2 separate regions of the Homo sapiens genome follow, and region 2 is linked to region 1. The links are chromatin loops, found by intact Hi-C in ENCODE. Cell type or tissue: heart right ventricle. All regions are shown on one strand.

Evidence for each region. Hi-C counts contacts between places; a loop is a spot of excess contacts. Peaks named below come from ENCODE experiments on the same cell type or tissue, not always from the same donor. Only the 100,000 strongest peaks of a DNase experiment are listed, where the experiment ranks them.
Region 2: a loop joins it to region 1, with 5 times the contacts of the local background. A loop is called at or near these places in 40 of 110 quality-filtered maps.

The regions. Positions count from the first base shown.
Region 1 is chr9:7,400,780-7,403,279 of GRCh38, reverse strand. No RefSeq gene overlaps it. Among named protein-coding and RNA genes, the nearest start is that of DMAC1, 400 kb to the left of the region's middle. In heart right ventricle, a CTCF peak has its summit at 1,058 (motif pointing left); no DNase peak of the experiment used is centred here; H3K27ac peaks cover 915 bases.
Region 2 is chr9:7,541,159-7,543,658 of GRCh38, reverse strand. It overlaps the pseudogene PPIAP33. Among named protein-coding and RNA genes, the nearest start is that of DMAC1, 260 kb to the left of the region's middle. In heart right ventricle, no CTCF peak of the experiment used is centred here; no DNase peak of the experiment used is centred here.

The sequences.
Region 1 (2,500 bases):
TCAGCATTCCAGGCACTTCTCCTAGGTCTGGGCTGCAGGCTGCTAGCAGTTCACAAACCATTATAACCACTTCCAGGTCTTTCCAGGTCTTCTGGGCCCAGAGAACAAAGCTGAGGGTTTAAGCCAATCTATTGTTATCAGCTCACAATAAACTCCAGTCTGTTTTGTGTTTTGTTTTTGTTTTGTTTTTACCAGGATGGGCTTTCTTTTTAAGCACAAGTCTGTTCCCACCAGTGAGGCCAATCTGATCTGGGCAGAACATAAGCCTTCTTTCCAACCAGAGGTTAATGCAAAAGCAAGGAAGAACACCTGACTTTAATGACCCTGGAAGCTGGGAGCCTTCCTTCCAAAAATGGTACCACAGGCAGCCTCCCACATGTGCATCTGTCACTATAAAAATATCTTCAATCCTTGTCAGAACATTTATAGCATTCCTTGCTTCTATTTGAACCACAAATGCAGCTGAAAGAATTGCATGGTTCCTCCCCCACCTCTCCTGTCTCAGGTTTCATGTTTGCTATTTATTTGTTAATGAGAAGTAAAAGGAGAGGTAGAGAACTACCCACTAAAGGCATGTTTTCAGAAACTCCACCAAGTCACCAATGGTTTTAACGGGTATGGATTCATAGCTGTTGTGCTTTTCAACTTTTTTTCTTCAGCAGGGAGATGTATCCAGGGGATTACACTCCAGTAGTAGGATCTCCTTGGAAGCCAAAAGCACAGTGCAGAGCATTGGAACGCCTAGGATTCCCACCATGGGGGAGCCTAATACTTAGGCCCTAAGGCTACAAGAACATAAACTGTTGATTGCTTAGAAATTGGGAGTGAAGAGGCTATACTGGTGAATGAGTGAATCTCCAACCTCCAGACAATGGGTAAAGGGAGTTAGGGTTAGCCTGAGGGAATACCTCTGAGTTGAAAGGACTCCCTCCAGGTGCCAAAGGGATACTGAATCTTACTTTGGGCTCCGTATCCTAGAGCCAACCAGCTGAAGTCAGCATCCATCTATACTTCCTCCACAGCCAGCTCACATTCCTGTTGGTAGAGCCGTGATCAGAGCTAAGAGTGCCACCTACAGACACTTTAGTGCTAAATATTTACTGGAAAATCTAAAGAAAGCCATTAGCTATCAATTGTACAAGATCCTAGGAGATCGTCAAGTGTCATTGGAAAAGAAGGGTGTGTGTGTGTGTGTGTGTGTGTGTGTGTGTGTGTTGGGAAAGGGGATGGGTGATAGAACAATAAAAATTTAAAATGACAAATATTCTGGACACGAGGGTAAATGGGAGGCTTCTAGAGGCATAAACAGACATAAGGAATTCAAAAGGGGGCTCTGGGAGTGAGGACACATTCATCTCTAAACTCCTCCTTCTGTCTGTCTCTGTGTCTGTCTCACACGTGTGTGCGCGCGCGCGCGCGCACACACACACACACACACACACACACACACACACACACACACACTCTCTGAGCATAAGCTGCTAGCCAGACTCCCTCTCCCCATTTTCTGCCAACATTTCAGATACTTCCTTGAGGTCTGTTCTCAGAGCTCCTGACAATTTGTGGTGTTTAGTGACAGAACTGTTACTTTCACATTTCTTGCTGTTTTAATGAGACTATCTGTAGCTAAGAAAAGTGACATGGTGGCTGGTCCCCTCCCTGGCTCACTGCTGGTCAGCATTGCCCTTGCTACTTCCAGCCTGCCCTGAATATTCCCATCTCTGCCCAATAGCGACTACCGATTTTCTCAAGATTTGGAGGATATGAAATTTACTCATCTTAGAAGAGAACTGGACATCGTAAACCAAAAAAGGTGGAGGCAAGTCTCAATCAATTTTGTGGTTTATTTTGCCAAGATTAAAGACACTCCTGGTGGGGGGTGGAATAAATCACAAGAGCCTGTGTGATTTCTGCCTGTGCGCCTTTTCCAAAGAGGGGTTTGAGGACTTCTGTATTTAAAGAGGAGAGAGGGGAGTGGGGGAGGAGGAAAAAAAAAGGGAGGGTAGGCATTGAGGCAACTGGTTGTATTCTTGTAAGGCTTTGATTAGCAGTCACTGAATTCACATTTTACATATGAAACAAAGGAGTAGAGGAACAGTCAGTTATGCATTCATCTTGTGTTCAGTAGATCTACATCTTACTTAAGTAAACATAGAGTAGAAGAAGTCAATTATGCATTTGCCTGGGGTGGGAGGAAGGATGATTTCTAGTCTTGTTTTTGTCTAGTATCTGTGAAGATAAGCTATTCATTTACACTGTCAGGGTAAGATTCAACAGAATTCTATTTTAGGGTTAGGTCATAGGGGGCACATGTATTCTGAAAGATTTGGGGTCCGACAGGAATTTTTCCTTGTGAGCAATTTGTGAGGGAGGCCACCTGGGGAGATCTGTGGCCTTCTATGTTGCAGCTATCTAGAAACAAAAGGAAGGCAATTTTTGTTTGTTATGCATGACTCAGTTACCAAGCTTAAGTCTCCCTTTGGCATAGGGAGTTTGAGAT
Region 2 (2,500 bases), 140 kb before region 1:
TGTCACTAAGTCAAGATACAAAGCCTGGAGTGGAAACTCCCAGCTGTACAAACCTAGGTCAGGTGCCCAAGAGATAGGCTTCCCTCCTTTTGAGTCACATAATAGGATTTCCCAAAACCAGGAAGAGGAGTGGAACACTGGATGACAAAAAGAAAAAGAAAAAGAAAACCTCTACCATGGGAGAGAGGGGGAGAAAGGCATGGCAGAGAGTGAGAACTGCATGCACAGTAGCCCTTGCCTAAGTGTAGAGACACACTAAGAGAGATAGAGATAGAAGAGGCTGAAATCCAGGCAGAGTCATACTGATTCAGTTCTTGCAAAGCTCTTAAGATTTGGATCTTTACCTTGAGGCAATAAGAAATCATTGATGACTTTATCAGCAGAAGGAAAGCATATTCAACTGCATTTTGGAAAGATAATTCAGAATACAGGAGAGAGAACAGACAGTGAGGGCACAAGAGCAAATGGGGAGCAGTCCACATTTGTAGATACCGTGATGCGTAGATAGTAGACACCGTGATGTGTATCCCAGGTCCCCACTTCAGGACTGAGGCACATCTCCCCAGCTACAGAACTGTTGGTTGCTGACAACTCACAGTTAAATCCCTTTTTGAGACTAGCCCTTGGCGTAAGGAAGCTGCCACAGGGAGGCTATGTCCCTCCCTGGAGACAGCTGGCATCAGATGACTAATCAGCATTGCTACAAAGGCTTTATTTGAGGTGGCTCTAAAGGGCTATCTGAGCTCCAGAGCTCCCTGTGGGATCAGCTGAGGTCTCATGGCAACTGCATCACAGTTTCAGTTCTCCTCCTGCCCGATCCTGCTACCCTCACTCCTCATCATTAGTGACTCCTGAAGCAGTCCTCAGTAATCTTTCTGCATACAAATCTCCATCTCAATGGTTTTTTTCTCAGGAATCTCGACCCGAGACAGCATGACAATCAGAAGACTATAGGAGCCTAGCAATGAAAACAGGGTAGCCTCGACTATGGTAGAAGTAGATACTAGGGAGAGAAGTGTGCTGATTAAACTTTTCAAGGCCCAAGGACCTGAGAATCATATGAGAGAAGAGACCATTTGCAGAGTTAAGGAAAGAAACTCACCCCTTCCTAGATTAGATGTTTCTAACTTCCCTAGTGGTTGAATGGAAGAGAACAGTCATTCCTTCACACACTGGCCCAAACACAATTTCAAACCTTATCCCCATTCTAATAACCACTAATGCTCCTGCTGCAGTCGGCATCTGCCATAGTGTATGATGTGTTGGGAGCTGGCTGCCTCCAGAGCTGAGACTCTTAAGACTGGAGCAGCTGTTACAGGTCTGGCTCTCCTGCCTGATTCTTTGTAGCCATATCACTAAATTTCCAACAGTCAGTTCATTTTATGGCCTTTTCCCCCTTCTCTTTGTAATGCTGCTACCGCCCAGTGCAGAGGCTGCCAAGAGGGTTGATTTCAAACACAGGGCTTTTAAAAGGTGACAGATGAGATGATGTCATGGCATGGAAGGTAAAAAGCCCCCTTCTTCCTCCAGAGTGGTTTAACCAATAAAATTAATTTGCCTGTTTACAATCTAAAATAAAGACAAGATGGTTTAATTTTTCAATAAAAAGTTTTGGCAGGAAGGAAGGGAGTTATTAGCATGCTGATCAGGTTGAGGGGGAAACCAAATGTAGACAGATCATCCTGAAGCCACACTGAAGGGCCTCACCTCTCTCCTTCTGTCTGCTGGTTGCAGAGGGAGCTGCCATGATGCAGCTCTAGCTAAGGGACAAATGGGCAGGCAGCGTAGGTGCTGGCAGGAGCTGGTAGAAGCTGTGGGCATTGCACAGTTGGCCCGCTTGAGCCATTAAGAGAAGTGACCAGTTCAGAACCATTCTCAAAAGACATTCCAGGGCTTAGCAATGACAATCCCCCGTCAGCCTCCCTCTCTGTAGCTGAGGCCCAGCTCTCTTTGCCATTTGTGGCAATCATCAAACAGATGAACTTTGCAAAGCCTCATGAATTCCTGGCAGCTCTTCTGCAGTGCTTCCGTCTCTTGCTCTTTCTCCCCAACTGGCTACAGATGGATCGGCATTTCCTCCATAGCTAGGATGGCAGAACCAAGTTCCAAAGGGGCAATTTCAATATCTCACCTTCTGCTTCCACCTTCCAGCCTCCCCATGACCCACCATTCAAAAGAATGACTATAGCTCTCCACTGGAGGATGACGTTGACATTGAATCTGTATTCAAAGTTGGAGAAACTTGAAAAACTCCAAAGATTTCTAAGGACTTTTGAAAGACTCTGCTTACTCCTAATAGCCCATGTTTTACCAGGGTATACTTAATACTTGCAAGATTATAAGATTCTGTTTTACAAAGTGCTCTTGCATACATTATCACATGTGATACACATATGATTATCCCATTTTCTAGGTAAGCAAACTGATGATCATGGGGAAGGTGAGGAGGATAACAATATTTTTTGAGACTAATTTATGCATTAGAAGCTATGTGGAAGCT